Regions from separate parts of the Homo sapiens genome. Here region 1 is linked to region 2. A link is a loop called in an ENCODE intact Hi-C map of the cell type or tissue named here. Cell type or tissue: endothelial cell of umbilical vein. All regions are shown on one strand. Each heading gives the region's core, and the rest is flanking DNA. Links, peaks and the distances in the headings are about the cores only.

Evidence for each region. Hi-C counts contacts between places; a loop is a spot of excess contacts. Peaks named below come from ENCODE experiments on the same cell type or tissue, not always from the same donor. Only the 100,000 strongest peaks of a DNase experiment are listed, where the experiment ranks them.
Region 1: a loop joins it to region 2, with 15 times the contacts of the local background. A loop is called at or near these places in 22 of 110 quality-filtered maps.

What each region holds. Positions count from the first base shown.
Region 1 is chr1:115,807,960-115,816,137 of GRCh38, forward strand. No RefSeq gene overlaps it. Among named protein-coding and RNA genes, the nearest start is that of NHLH2, 29 kb to the right of the region's middle. In endothelial cell of umbilical vein, for the core only: no CTCF peak of the experiment used is centred there; a DNase peak (open chromatin) is centred at 3,462; H3K27ac peaks cover 810 bases.
Region 2 is chr1:116,495,289-116,503,466 of GRCh38, forward strand. It overlaps LOC112268235 (a long non-coding RNA gene), which reads left to right. Exons shown (of 2, transcript XR_002958352.2): 2 at 5,905-7,349. Among named protein-coding and RNA genes, the nearest start is that of LINC01762, 21 kb to the left of the region's middle. RefSeq lists an enhancer at 3,747-3,846 and a cis regulatory region at 7,872-7,924. In endothelial cell of umbilical vein, for the core only: a CTCF peak has its summit at 3,963; a DNase peak (open chromatin) is centred at 3,923.

The DNA.
Region 1 (8,178 bases), core at 1,729-5,728, 690 kb before region 2:
GTGGGATGTTGGAATGAACAGGAAATGCTAGGAGGGTTTGCTGAGGTCCTGAAGACACCCTTAAAACAAATATGTAAGATTAAAAGGAAACTGCTAACTTTCCAAGTTCCAAATTCTACCAACTTTGTTGTCTTCCCTATTATTCCCATTGCTAATGTGAGCCTACACACTGATACCCAAGCCTAAACTGTAAAACAGTGGTTCTTACCTGGAGGCAATTTTGCTCCCAACTATCCCCTAACCCCCAACCCCCTACCCCTTATTCTCAGGACACATTTATCAGTGTCTGGAGACATTGCTGGTGATCAGACACCTGCACAACAAAGAATTATCTGGCCCAAAATGTCAATAGTGCTGAGGTTAATAAATCCTGCCTTAAAACAATATTTTATTTGTTTGCAAGTTACAATGATATTGAATTGTACAAACTCTCCAACTCTTAGTTTCTCATCATTCTTCTGTCTTTCATCTGAATTCCTAAAATCACACTCTCAAATTTCTTGAACTCTTCATTCAGAGTTATCCTGTAAATAGTTACGTAATATCCTTGAAAATCACATGTCCCAGATGTGTTTCTCTCACTAGACAAGTCTCCACCCCATCATCCCCATCCCAAGTTCCTTCTTTCTTTCTTTCTTTCTTTTTCTTTTTTCTTTCTTTCTTTCCTTTCTTTCTTTCTTTCTTTCTTTCTTTCTTTCTTTCTTTCTTTCTTTCTTTCTTTCTTCTTTCTTATCTCTTTCTTCTTTCTTTCTCTCTCTCTTTCTTTCTTTCTCTCATGTTGTTTTTTTATTATTATTATTATTTTTTTTTTGAGACGGAGTCTCACTCTGTCGCCCAGGCTGGAGTGCAGTGGCACTATCTTGGCGCACTGTAAGCTCTGCCTCCCCGGTTCATGCCATTCTCCTGCCTCAGCCTCCAGAGTAGCTGGGACTACAGGCACCCACCACCATGCGCAGCTAATTTTTTGTATTTTTTAGTATAGACGGGGTTTCACCGTGTTAGCCAGGATGGTCTCGATCTCCTGACCTCTCATGATCCGCCTTCCTCGGCCTCCCAAAGTGCTGGGATTACAGGCGTGGATCCTACTTTCTACTTACGTATCTAAATTTTGTTATATATGGACCTCCACCTCTTACAAGACATGAAACAGCTCATAAGTTTGAAATCATAGTTTTAAAAAGCTATGTACTCTTCCCATGAAAGCCTCCAAACTGTTAAGGCAAAGCTTCAGATTCAAGTTTCTTTTGGTTTCTCTTCACTCCAGCATGTGATCTGGAAATTATTTCTTCCTATAGATGGTAGTGGAAGAGGAGGTGGTAGTAGAAGGCACACTTCCCTCTCTATATTATTTCCTTAAAATTACTGCATTTTCTTCCTCAGGATCCTGGTCAGACATGGACTGTTAGATCTTAAAGGGACCTTACCAGCCTGTGGTGAATATAGCAAACTGCTTGACTCAACCTCCACCCTGTCACCTCCTGGTCTGCTTCCTGTACTGTGAGTGCTGGAAAGTTCAACATTTCATTTCTCAAGCTTTCCTTGCAAGCAAGGTCTTACATACACTTAGGTTCTGCCATTTACATGCACAAGTGAGATTTGAATAGTGGAAGCAAGGCAGAGGCTGCCTTCCTGTCCCATTTGCTGTTGTTGCTGGTAAGCAAGATTGAGGACAGAGGGCATGTACTGTGGTAGTGTCTGTCCCTAGCTTCCTGGCATCAAGAGGTGGTGGAGGCAGCAGAGGATGTGGATCCTTGGGTAGCAGGCATGGCGGCGTGTCTTTGAACTCAGCAGTTCCAGTAGTGGCTTTCTGGAGGCCCATCCTAGAATCCCGTCCTCCCACCCTTTCAATCACTTTGTATTACTTCATTTTCTGTATTGCATTTCTGTGTGCTTATAATAACCAACTTTCTGTATTCTGCATAGAACACTGCCTCTACGAGGTCATAAACAATGAAGAAATTCCTGTCTTGCTTGCCACTAACCTAGGTGCAGAACTGAGGGCCCCAACAGTAGTGGAGAGTGGGAGATAATGAAGGGAAAACCAAGCCAGGAAGTGGCAGGGCCAGGGGAAGGGAGTATGCTGTTACATGTGCTGTTACACTTGGTTGTGGGGAGAACTCAGAGAGGCTTTCCAAATATATACAAGGATGTCATCATGTTTACTGGAATGTAAAATGTTCATAGTGCCTAGGCTTGTCATTAAAAACAAGAATGGGCTTGGACTACATAATGAGCAGAAATACCTATTAATCTAAGTCCTCGTCTGGAAAAAGTGTAGAGGAGGTGGGCACCACTTATTAAATGTATCTTATGTTTTATAAACCAGCTGACAAAGTGATAAAAGTAAGGTGTAAGATTGTGCACAAAAAGCTTGTATTTGCATAAAATCAAACCTCAGGTTTTCTGGCTATGGATTATACCCATTGCTGAGAAGTTTAATTTACCAGCTGTTTACAGCATGTTATTCAAATAACCTATAAGTTGCCGGCACAGCAATGTATTGCATTTCTAGGACATACTGTAGATTCTTGCAACTGTTGTTCAGTGTAAATTCTACTTTACAGTATCTGAAAATTGCCTACAGTTCTGTACCCAGTTTGGACATGACTATCTGGCAAAAGAAATAAGCTGGAGAGTTGAAGAAGGACAATTAGACTTTTTGGAAAAGCTGAAAATTAAAAGGTGAAGTGCTGTGTTGGACAAAAGCAAGACCACCAAGGCCACTTGGAGAAGAGCGGAGTGGCCTTGGACTCTGGATAAGCTGGGAAACATCCTCCCAGTGTTTTCTGCAAGTGTTCATTCCTGCCCATCTGTTCTGTGCAATACATAAGTGCCCCACTTATGTTGTTTGCACAGAACCTACTCTGTGGTGAAATGCCAGGTTCTGGCTGCATGCTTTCCCAACAGTCCCTTCTTCTGTCACTCCAGAGTTGGGTGTGTGTCAGGGGTCCCCAGGCGCTCAAGGTTTCATTGACAATTCATTAGAGAGATTCACAGGACTCAGAAAGCTGTTGTACTGATGGTTACAGGTTATTCCAGCAAAAGGATATAGATTAAAATTAGCAAAGGGAAAAGATACATGGGGCAAAGTCCAGGAGAAACCAGGTGCAAGCTTCCAGATGTTCCCTCCCAATAGAGCTGCACAGGATGTATTTAATCCTCTCAGCCTCAGTGTGTGATAACACATATAAAGTGTTGCCAACTAAGGAAGCTCACCCAAGCCTTGGTGTCTAGAGTTTTTATTGGGGATCTGTCATGTAGGCATGCTGTACCTGTGTGACTGGTTTCAGCTACTCAGACTCCAGCACTCCTAGACCAAAAGCAAGTGTTTGCCACAAGTCACATTGTTAGCACAATCTGATCCAACTGGTAACATGTGACCCAAGGCCTCAAGCAAACAAAATGTCCCTTATCAGGCAGAATATCCAGGGACTCAGAGCTTATCTCCCGGAAACTGGCCAAGGGCCATTGCGGAAATCAGGCCTTTCTTGGGAATGTATAGGGTTTGAGCAACTCAGATCTCCTGAGCTAACACTTTCCTTCCCAGCAAGAAGGGGTAGTTTGGAGGCAGAGGGACTTTTTCTGGCCAGTGGCCTCAGGACTGAAGCCTTTCTGCATAGAGACTCAGCTCCCCACAATAGCAGTGTTTTGGTAACCATGAGCATTTGGTCAGACCATCTGTGCTGGGCATAAGGGTTGATAGTGTCCACACTACCTATGCTACTGCTGAGAGTGGGAAACCTGCTGGGGGATTCCTTCAAGGATGAGTCATCCTCAAGGGGCCTCAACCCTTTGTCCCCACCGAGCATCACTCCTAAGTGCTACCCATTTCACCCTTAAACATTACTCAGACCTGCCCTTCCTCTGAGCCTCTGCCAGCATTACCTAGTCCAGATCAACGTCATCCTTCACTTGTACCATTGCAGCAGGCTCCTCCCCAGCCTCCTGGCCCACTGTCATCCCACTACAGTCAGAGTGAGCTTTAATGAAACTAAGTCTCCCCTTCAGTGGCTCCCCATGGCCTGTAGGATGAAATCCAAGCTCCATGACTCTGAATGGAACATTCTCTTGCCCCTACTCCAGCCTCTTGTCTCCTCTGCCTCTCAAGATTGCCTTTGACAATCCAAATTGCTTGTAGATCTCAGTATAGAGCTTGTTGTTTCTGTCTGTTGTTTCTTTGCACCAAGAGCCAATCATAATCCCAAAAGACACAATCTCAAATGTGATAATCCCACATGTTGAAATCCCCAAAAATCAAAATCACAAAATTACAATTCTGGGAAAAGTAATTTTAAAATTAGTTTAAAGATATTTTATTTGAGATACATATAAAAATGACAGAACACTCACAGGCCACTTTATACAATAAAATAGATAAAAGTAATACATTTTTGCAATCATAACTACTCAGGTATACTGACAGTCACATCGTGATGAGCAGACAACTGTATTCATAAAGAAATAGGTCAAAAAGTGAAATGTATATATAAATATCATTATGGTTGGTAATTGTGTACACCCAGTCTCATAACTGTAACCATCTGAAATACTGTGATAAACAACCTAAGTCTTTTGATGAAATAGATCAAAAAATGCAATGGGTCACCAACTCATCATATGCACTTTCTCAAAGAGCTGAGATCTCGAGAAATTGTTTTTTTTTTTTTTTTTTTTGAGACGGAGTCTCGCTCTGCCGCCCAGACTGGAGTGCAGTGGCACTATCTCGGCTCACTGCAAGCTCCACCTCCTGGGTTCACGCCATTCTCCTGCTTCAGCCTCCCGAGTAGCTGGGACTACAGGCGCCCGCCACCACGCCTGGCTAATTTTTTGTATTTTTAGTAGAGATGGGGTTTCACTGTGTTAGCCAGGATGGTCTCCATCTCCTGACCTCGTGATCCGCCCGCCTTGGCCTCCCAAAGTGCTTGGATTACAGGCGTGAGCCACCGTGCCCGGCCGATCTCGAGAAATCTTATCTTTCATAAATACAGGTGCACAAAAAGGACATCTCTTCATTTGTTGAGGAAGTTTCAGTGTTTTCTAATGTCCAAGGCAGCAGAAGAAAAGTCTGTTCCAGCTCTCAGATGCCAATAGCCTTCTGTATTTGTTCTCTCCAGGACCCTTGCCGATTGGATGGTGTCCTCTAATATTGGGTAAAGATCTTCCCCAGCTAATCCACTCAGTCTCAGGCACTAATCTCCTCTGGAAACACCCTCACAAACACACCTAAAATAACGCTTTACCAGATTTCTAGGTATTCTTTAATCCAGTCAAGTTGACATTTAAAATTAAGTCCACAAGTTCACCCCTTGTCAACTTGGCACTCACACACATCTCCTTAAACATACCTCATTTCCAATGAAGACAATAACAAGTAATAGTTCTGCCTAAAATGATACGTCTATACTGTGATTGTAATTTAGACTTTAGGGGTTTAAATCTTTTGGGATTTCAGTATTCAGGATTATGGCATTTTGGATCATGTCTCTCAGGATTATGACCCAAACCCCTTTGCAACAGTCCTACTGCCTGGAACATTGCTCTCTTCTCACTTCCTTGCCTTAGCCTAGCCACCCTCTACTCCTGGACTGAGCTCAGGTATCACCTTAGGAAGTCTTCTCCAACTCCCTTCCTTAGCCCCACAAGCCAGGTTAGCTGCTTTCCTCCTCTGTGCATTATAATTATCTGTTCACTTGCCTGCCTTCACTTCTAGAATAGTCTCCTTGAAGACAGACATGGTGTCTTATTAGTTTTTTTTTATCCCAAATAGCTAGCACAATGCCCGCACAGAGCAGGTGCTCAGCAATTGTTTAGTGTATGAATAAATGAAAGGGTAAATTAATAAATGCATTAGTAGACATGAGAATGAATCCAATTTGAGCCAGACTTGTCTTGGCTGCTTTTTGAGAAGTCTGTCTTCCTCTTAGGCAGTTTCTTGCACTGTCATAGTCTTCTCTGCCTAAGTCTTCCTCTTAGGCAGTTTCTTGCACTGTCATAAGCATAGACTCTGGGTGTGTATCTCAATTCTGCTTAGTATGTGAACCCAGGCTAGTTACCTAATCTGTCTAAATCTCAGTTATCTTAGAGTACAGCAGGGACCCTAATCATGAGGTTATTGTTAATATTCAGTGAGATGAGGTCTATGAAGTGCCTAGTGCAGTGCCTGCCATATGATGAGCGCTTCAGATAGGGAAGTGTTTTTATTGCCCCTAATTGATTTGCTTCTACATCTTGTCTGGTCTCCCACCTGGACCAACTGGAAAAGCCTTCATGGCTATAATCTTCTGAATCTTCAAGTCTCATATTCAGTGGATAGCAAAATGCCCCTTTCTCCTGAGATTGGGATTTTGGTGGAAGGTAGGGGAGCTAAGTTCCCAAGACAAGGGTCTGCTGGCATTGTTTACTAGATCCCCTAACCACTTGCTTCCTTTGACCCCAGGAGCTAACTGGTCACCAGGTCCTCTGATTCTGCCACCTCAGATTTCTAACTCCAGTTCTCATTGCCATTGTTAGTAAACTTTACAATTTAGGGACAAGGGACTAAACCACTGAGACCATGGCCTCTCCTACTATGTCATCCCTAACCATTTATTTTGCTTCTAGCCCATTCTCAAACTACTGTCCAAGTCCACCATCCTCATGGGGTGATTATGAAGGCTAAGTGAATGCCTGTGAAGTGTTTAGCACGATGCCTAGATTATAGTGAGTACTCAATAAATGGTCACTATCATCAGATCTGATACCATTCCTCTGCTTAGAAGCTTCCACTGGTCCACAACTGTCTATGGAATGAAGTTCAAATTCCTGAGCACAGCATTGAAGGCCCTTGATGATCAGAACTCCACCTACACTGAACTTTTCCAGCTCTGTCCCCATCTTACATTGTTCTCACTTGGAATGCCTTTTTCCCACCTTGTCTGTTGAAACCTGCCCACAGAAGCCCAGTGTGAATACCATTTCCGTGAAGCATTTCTTGATTCACTTAGTTGTAATTAATCATCTTTTCTCTTGGGATCCCACAGAGTTTAATTTATATTTCCACACTACCTCTTTTTGCCCTTTTTGTATACTAATTCGGCTATTGAACTTCTTATCCCTCCTCCTACTAGAGAATAAATTCATGGTGCAAACAAACATTGGCTACAGGCATCTTGGCAATCAGCAATAGAAAATATGTGGGTGGGACAGACCAAGCCTACAAAATAGAGCTGCCAGAAAGCCTTTTGGAGTAGACTTAGAGAGAGCGTGTGAGGCTAGCATGCCAAGGAGAAGCTTATCAGAGTCACAGTGATCAAGCCTAAGCTAAGGGCTGGAGATGACTGGTAGTCAGTAGTCTTGCAAAGATGTCTGCTCTCCAAAGAGAATGTGGACTTTATTTGAATGGAGACTGACCTACGATTAACTGGCACCATCTCTTTATGGGTCATATTGTCTCAGGGACACAATAATAAATAATAAATTCATGGTGCAAACAAATGTTGACTACAGGCCTGTGCTTGTGTCCACCTCTCACAAGTAGTTAACAGAGCTGAGCACAGGCTCCAACTCTTTGCATTATCTGCATTATCCCAAGCCAGGTGAAAAACAGGGTTAGAGACAGGCAAGACCTCTAACTATGCACCCAGAAACTTAGCATGGGAGGGAACAGGATTCTTCTGCAGGTGGTTCTGAGGGTAGTCTGGTCCTTTGGCCTGTGAAGGACAAGGGAGGGAGGAGCTTGAGGCAAAGGCAAACTTGTCCCCCAACTTGTATTCTGTCATAATTCCTTCTCAGACACAAAATTTTCTAGTTTTCCCTCATTGCTGCTGGTCTTTTCCCTCCCCTTTCTTGTTATTCTTTTTCTCCTTTTTTTATTCTCCTTCCCTCCCATATCTGGGTCACGTTAGGTCATCTTGTCCTTAGTAATTCTTCCAATGCCCAGACTGACAGCCTCTTGGTTCCAGGCAAATGTTTACAACCATGATTCATTTTCCCAGAATAAACACGCAGTAATTCACAATGACAAATATCAAGAAAGTTCAGTAGGATGGGGTGGTTTTCAAATCACAGCATTCAGGAATGAAGGCTTTGGGACCTTGTGCTAACTGCCTCCACACTCTATCATCATGAGTGGAATAGAAACACAAAAGTGTACCGTTTCAGTAGTTTGGCTTTGAATAATCTCCAAAACAAAGTAGCACT
Region 2 (8,178 bases), core at 2,065-6,064:
GTTCTTTCTCAGTGAGATTTGTGGGGCCCTACAAGAATATTTTTGTCAGTGTTGCTTGTATTCTGGAAATATTTCAGGCCACTAAGCGATCTCACAGATCAGTAGTCAACCCAGGCGAGACATTCCGAGCCAATAAGGAGTTAACCCAAACATGGGGAGACGGGCTGGTTGATTTGAGGTGGCTGAGGAGATTGGGGGAGATGGGGAATTCTCATAGTCTCCAAACCCAGCAATTCCTTCCTGGGAGTTTTTTAAACATTCCTTCCTGGGAGAAGGGCCTCTGATGGGGACAGCTGATAAAGGAGCTGCCACCCCCTCCTCCAGCTCCCCACCCCCGTGCCCCACTGGAAGACAGGCTTGATTTCCACATCCTGCCTAGCACGGGCTTGGTGAAGCTGGCAGAAGCCCTCTCATCAGTCTCTGTTCTTCTGTCTGGACTGAACCCTCCAGCCCAGGCTTCAGGCCAGGCCTTTGTCTGAACAGATTCCCAGGCCCCACCCACCCTCGACTAACTGAATTTGAATCTTTGAGGGCACAGTCTGGGCATCTGCATATTCTGAAGTTCCTCGATGACCCCATGACCTGCCCAGTTTGGGAACCACTGGCTCAGGGGCCACATGGAAAAAAGGCCAGGCAGGGAGGGGCCGGGGCCTCTCAGACTTTGGGCTGGGCCATTTGTGTGATTCCCTAGTTCCCATCCCAGCCAGTGAGTTTCTTGGAGCAGACATTTCCTCTTACTTATCCCCTCTTACAATCCCCACACAGGGCTGGCCACGTTTAGTATGTGGGAGCTGAATTAAGTTTCCAAATCTCATGGCTCATGTCTGTAATCCCAATATTTTGGGAGGCCAAGGCGGGAGGATCACCTGAGCCCAGAAATTTGAGACCAGCCTGGGCAACATGGGAAGACCCTGTCTCTACAAAAATTTAAACGTTAAAAATATTTTTTAATTAAAATTTTGAAATGTCTCCCCTTCCTAGACCCTGAACCTGTTCAGTTCTCAAGTTGACATGTTCAGAGGCCTGGCTGGTAGAGCCCGGGCCTGGTCCCACAGAATCAGCATGGTCCTGAAACACAAGAGCACAGGAGGCAAAGCTGGAAGGGCCCTTAGAGAACCTCTAGTCCAATAGCTTTCAAATTGTAATCCTAGGTACCCTGGGGTCCCATGGTGGAACCTCAGAGAGCAGGAAAAGGGAAGGGCAGAGGCTCAGTGGGAGGAAATGCCGGCCCTCCCCCCACCTCCACCCTTCCTTCAACCAGGCCAGCTCTGCTTTCACAGCTTTGTGTGACTTTCGCAATAACCAAATGGCTTCCAAGCTTCTCCCCTTGCCAACCCCACCCCCAGCCCCTGTCTATTTTCCATCTGGTGTCCAGAATGATCATTTCAAAACATAAGGCTCATCATGTCCCTCTTCTGTTCAAGACCCTACATTTGGCTTTCCATTTCACTCAACAGCAATCCAAGGTCCTCTTCATGGCCGGCAAGTCCCACCTGTTCTCACCCCGGCTGCCCCTACCTCATCTCAGCCACGCTGGCCTCCTTCGTATCCCTGAATGCACCAAGCAGGCTCTTATCCGACACCTGGGCAGGTCTTCTTCCTTCTGCTGGAAACACTCTTCCCCAAATAGCTGCATCCCTTGCTTCCTCTTGTCCTGACCACCCTATCAAAAAAGGCATCCTGTTCCATCAGCCCAGCCCCTTCCTGTACTGTACTGACTGTCCCTACTGAAATATAGGCTCCACGAAGGGGAGGACTTTGTTTTTTTTTCACTGCTATGTCCCCAGCACCAAGAACAACAGTGGCTGGCACATAGTAGGTGCTCAATAAATAATGATTTCCTGATTTAATCAGATTGGTTTTGAGTCTAAAGTTATTTTGTACGTTTTCTTCTTTACACATTTCTCTATTTTTCAAATTTTCTGCAGTAAATATGCATGTTTTTACCATCAGAAAAAGCAGTAAATGACATAGTCTTTTCTCTAGGACCAATCTTTGGGAGACTCAGAGCTGCTAGAGAATAATTTAAGAAGATGAAGGGAGGCCCTGCCTTGAGCCCCTGGTTCTGAGCAGCACCAGGTCGGTCCTGGTAGACTATAACAATACCACTGATTCCTAATGGTGGATGGGGGAACTTAGTGGGGCTAAGCAGACCCCACTTACCTAACAGCATTTTGTCTTGGGGTCACTGGGGAAGGAGAGAGAAGGAGTGAAAACACGACCAGCAGCAACCCCCTCCCCACTGAAATGCACCAGGATCTCCCTAACCCGATACAACAGACATGAGGACATGGGCTCCCAAGCACCCTCCAGTAAGGCATTGTGGCCATAGGTCATTCTTTAACTGGCACAACTGGCTTTTCTCAGACAGACTTTCTCTTTATTTTCTTCAGGGACTATTACTCTGAGGCCTAGTACCTGCTGCCTCTGCTTATATGACTGAATCTAGAACAAAGAAGAAACATCTTAGCTGAGGGGTCAGGGCTCTGGCCTGACAGAAACCCTGTGGTCTTGTCTCCATGTCAGAGCCCCATGACTCCAAGTGGGTGGGAGTCCTGGGCTCGCCCATGACTCATTGTTCGAGTTCGTAGAGAACTCAGAAGTTCCATATGGAAGCACAGCCTCACAGGCTAGAGACAATTCAGGAAACGAAAGCCCCATTCACTTGATTATTGGTTCATTTTCTGATGGAAGCTTTGCTGATCCTCTTTCATAAGGACCATCTGAAATAGACAACTGAAAAGAGAACTAGGGGGCCATTTCCCTTCCCTCCTCTAGCCCCTGAGCTCGGTCATCAGAGTCATGTGGACCCTAGCCCCTGGAGCTGGATAGGGCCCAGGGGTCATCTGGCCACTGTCTGTTTCATTGTGACTTACCAGGCAGGCCCCCTGATACTCAGGGACACAGCTGCCTGCCTCCTGGGCTGACTTTCCTGCAATGCTCTAGAGCGGAGCCAGCCAGCTTCTCCAAGAAGCCGGTGGTAAATACTCGCTCTGGGCACTGTCACCTTTTCTTTGTTTTTTCCTTACAACCCTTTAGAAACATAAAACCATCCTGAGCTCACGGGCTTCACAGAAACAGGCTGTGAGGATAGGCAAAGTACAGCCCATGAGCAAGACCCAGCCCACTGCCTGTTTTTGTAAAATAAAGTTTTAGTGGACACAGCCCTGCTGATCTCTTGATGAATTGCCTATGGCTGCTTCCACGCTACTACAATCGTGGAATTCTGTAGTTGAGACAGAGCCTGTAAGGTCAATAAAGCCAAAAATAGTTTCTATCTGTCCCTTCATAGAAAACATCTGCCAAGCCCTTCTCTAAAGTTTCATATGCATTCGTTCCTATTTAACACTCAAAACAATTTTTGAGATTAGTATTAGAGATGAGTATTCCTAATCTTACAGATGAAGAAACCGAGAACGAGAAAGGATAAGGCTTGCTCAAGGTCACATGGCTAATGAGGGGCAGAACCAGAACCCAAACCCAGATCTCATCTCTAAACCAGGGCTTCTTCACCTGGTGAAGCCGCTCCCGAAAGGTGGCAATTGTGAAGCGTGGAATATATCTCCTGTTCAGCCCCATCAAGTAGGGTAGCAGCAGGTTCCTTGGTGCCACGGTCTGAGAGAGACAAACTGACCTTGAACAGAAACTCTTAAGATTCTCACCAAATCCCACTGTGCAGAGAATGTCTCCAAGCCCAGTGTGCTCTCTGTGCACAGGAAAGATTCCTTTGGCAAGCTGGCTGGCTGGCAGGAGAGCTGTCCCCTAAAAGCCAAGTTTGGCTTCTGTTAAACATTTAACAACAGGTCGTCACTTCACTGTGAAGAGCCACAGAGCTGCTGCCATCTTCCCATGGAGACGTGGACTGCCCTTGGATCCCCCCAGGTCCCAGGGCTGCCATTTCCTCTAACTGCTGGGAACAGCTATGCCATTATTTGTATGAGAGAGACCCCCAGTGGATATTGCTGGTATCACTGTCCCTAAAAGCAGCTCGGCAAACACCTTCCAGGCTCCCAGAAGCTGGGTGTGTTCAAGATTATTACATTTGAGTAATTGCCCCAGTACCTAAAACCCAATGAGCATTGTCCTCTTCAAAATCCTTCCCGAGGGAGGTTGGTGCCTGCATGTTCTAACAATGCTGCCATTTCACAGAATGTATTTGGAACGCTTCCTTCAAACCTGATTTTTTTTTCTTTTTCTTTTTCTTTTTCTTTTTTTTTTTTTTTTTTGTGAGACGGAGTTTTGCTCTTGTTGCCCAGGCTGGAGTGCAATGGTACGATCTCGGCTCACCACAACCTCTGCCTCCTGGGTTCAACCGATTCTCCTGCCTCAGCCTCCTGAGTAGCTGAGATTATAGGCATGTGCCACCGTGCCCAGCTAATTTTGTATTTTCACTAGAGACAGGGTTTCTCCATGTTGTTTAGGCTGGTCTCGAACTCCCAACCTCGGGTAATCTGCCCGCCTCGGCCTCCCAAAGTGCTGGGATTACAGGCATGAGCCACTGCGCTTGGCCTGCACCTGATTTTATTATGACCTTTCACATGCTTTTAGAGTCTTTTCTGTGAGGCAGATCTGACTTCCCAGAACAGCTTGGTCTTTGTAAAACTTTGTTTTAGCTGCTTTCAGCCTAGCTTTGCTCCAGAACCTGTTTTTTGTGTTCCATAGTGTTGCTAATTCTGGTGGTTGTTATTGTTTGCAGTTTTTTATTTGAATTGGATAACAAAATTATGCATTAGGATTTCCAGCATTTCTGGAAAAGTCAGAAAGCACTTGTTTTGAGTTCTTGCTCAGTAGCTAATAGCTGAAACTAAAGAGGAGCTGTTGCCCTCTTTGGACAGGTAAGGATTCTCCAGTTTGCCACAGTCCCCACCACTCCGTATTGCCCCTTATTGGCTGTGCTGGTGTTTGATTGCATTGCCTTGTTGGTCCCTAGAGAAGTTTTAAAGTTATGTCATACATACAGAATAATTGCCATGAAAATAGCTGCTGCCACAGATCCCAGACACTATGCTGAGCACAGTATGTACATGTTCTCATTTAACCCAGTGAGATAGGTATCATTATTCCCAATTTACAGACATAGAAAGTCAGGGTCAGTAAATGTCAGGATCAGAAAATGTCTTTATAAGGGTTGAATTGCATTTCAGTTTGGACATCTGCATTTTACCATGTCAGATAATGAACTCCTCTAACTGGTTTAGGAGATGTGACTGGCTCAGTAAAGGCCTCAAATAATCACTAGGTTTTCCTCTTTTTCCACCTGCAACATATTCAAGAATGGTTAACCCTGATCTCAAGTCATGAAGTAAGCAAAGCGTCTTTGATGTTAAAGACACTGGAATATCCTCCCCTTTCTTCCTCAGCATATCTGTCTTGAACCACACACCCATGCCAAGTGCGCAGTACTCAGATCTTCCCGCAGGGCCCAGGGACCCCACTGTGACACAGTGTCTGGGCCTCAACTCTAAGACAGCACCTCACCTTCCGGATTTTTCCCATCCCTTTTTTCTACCAAAACATCCTTTGCTGTGTCCCGTACATTCAAGCTCTTGATAAGTGACTAACTACTTAATTTGATAAGTGATTTGGGAGATAAGTGATTAACAGACTCATTTATTCTTCTAAAAATTACTTATTGAATGTCTATCCCCTCCTCTTAAAACCATATGAGGGCTACCAATTGCTCCTAAGAGACTAATGACCAAAATCCTTCATAAGGCCTAAAAGGCTTGTGAGACACTGTGTCTGCTGGCCCCTCCAGCCATCGTCTCTGCCCAGCACTCCCCCAGCCTTCTAGTTCCTCCAGCATCCCTTGTCTCCATCTACTAAGACTTTACACTAACCCCGTCCTTGGCCTGGAAAGCTCTTTCACCCCTCTTAGCTGGTAACTGCTTTTTTGTCTTTCAGGTTGCTATGAAGTCACAACTTCATCAAAATGCATTCCATGACCTCACTGACAGGTTCAAATTGCACCATGAGACATGCACTGGCACCATGAACCTATCAGATAAAGTGTCCTGAGGGCTGCAGTCTTGCATTTATTTATTTGATGAACATACCTCTACCTCATCAGACAATGAGCTCCATGATGTCATCGTGGAGGGATTTTATCTGTTTCTAGTCGCTTTTGCTTCCCCAGTGCCTAGATGCCTAATTCATATTTGTTGAAGGGAAATGGGGTAGGGTAGAGGAGGAGGGAGGAAGAAATTTCTATCGCTTTCTACAGTTAAAATGGAGAGAATCTAAAGAACTTTCCCAAGGACACAGAGATAGTAAGTGACACAGCAGGACACTGAACCCAAGTTTCCAAGGCACGTTTCTTTTCCACCCTATCATAACTTTCTTCTAGGGCCTTGGCAGGCCTCTGTGTGCTGTGATAATCACACCCTGAAGATTATTATGACATTGGAGGCATGCCCGGTCTGGCTCCAGACAAGGTGGTGCATGCAATATCATGGAGCTGCAGCAGTGTCACTTAGCCACATGTAGGGCAGAATGATGCTAGGCATACCCTGACAGATCTCTGGGTGACATAAAGATGACTTCGACTTGGCGCTATCCAGGTGGATTCCTGGGGGCGCCACAACTAGACTTAGCAGGAGTATAAGATTTAGGATAATCAGCCTGCTAGAAGAAGAAAAGCAACCATCTATTGTGCCCTTATCATATGCAAAACTCTTTAATGACACTATTTGGTTGATTCTGACATAAGACCTTCTAAAGAGATACTATTTCCCCCATTTTACAGATGATGAAACTGAGGTCTGGAGACCGAGTTGCCCAGAGTCACACAACTGTCAGTAGTCATGGAGGAATTAGCTTTGAAATGCAGATGTGTCTGATTTTGAGCAATTTTTATTCTGTGATGGAGCGCAGCCTCAAAATAGAACAGAATGCTCAACTACCTCATATAGAATGTGAGAAATAACCCAAGAAGTAGAAAGAATGAGAGGGAGCTGGAATGAACCATCATGGCTGGAGGTTCAGTAGAAGGTTGCTGGCCCTGGGAGCAAGGCCCAGGACCCAAGGAAGAAGGGTTGGCTGGAGCCATAGGAAGAAGGGATGCAGCCAGAACAGCACCGCAGCTGACTGAGGCAGGTGCAGAAGAAGCTCAGGCCCGGGCAGGAAAGGACCTCGCTTACTTGTTTAGAACGTTACACAAAATGCAATGCACCATCAATTCTTGGGTCATCCCCTCCCTCTGCATTCTTTTTAGCAAAAGGAGTTATTATTTCCACTTTCTATGAAAACATTCATTTCTTCAAAATCAGATATCCTAGATCTAGAAGAAAAAAGTGGGTAAAATGAACCAGCTGTACAGTTCAAAGGAAAATATAGTGATGCGCTCTGTCCTTTGTGTTGTGTCTCTGCCGCCTGCTTCTGAGAAAGGGGCAAGAGGGGAGGAAGCACGGGTTTCCCAGGGCAAGAGTGGGGCAGGGGGCAGGGGACAACCCTCAGGAGCAGGCTTCTACTGGGCGGCTTTGGAACTCATTCTGGGCTTCAGTTTCCTTGCTCTTAGAGCAGGAGCTGGATCAAACGATCTCTAAGGTCTCTTGTACTTTTGTGCTTCTCCAGCATAAGCCTGGGTGGGAGGTAGACTGAGATAAGAAGGACAGTGGTAACCAGGGGTCATCTAAGAGATGGCTTAATGGGGGATAACAGGGTAATTGAATAATAGGAGATTGTGTTTGAAACTTATCTCATCTGCATGAATTTCCACCTTGAGATTTTCTTGCATTGTCAGCCAGAAAAAAATAAATTGTAGTTTTGATAGATTGTGGGTGTTATAATCGATTGTGGGTGTCTATAAAAGATATAGATTTTTGGTGTCAGGCCTAGGTTCACTGAGGTAGATAGCTTCCCCTCTCTGAGCACCAGGCGTGCAAGTGTAGAGTAAGGATAAGAGTACATGGCTCACAGGGCAGCTGTGGAAGGGTCAGATGAGTCTCTGTACAGAGAACACATAGCACAATGCCTGGCCAAATTCCTGCAAATGTCATCTGTCCTCCTTCCCTCAAACCTCTTCTCCTCCTACTGCGGAGGGGAGCACCCGAACTGGAGAATAGAGTTAAACTAGTTCAAATTCTTCAAGAGTATAGTAAGTGCTCAAATGTGATTTGTCCAGTTCTTTCATATATAATATTCACAACAATCACATGGACCAGGTATTGCTATTCTGTT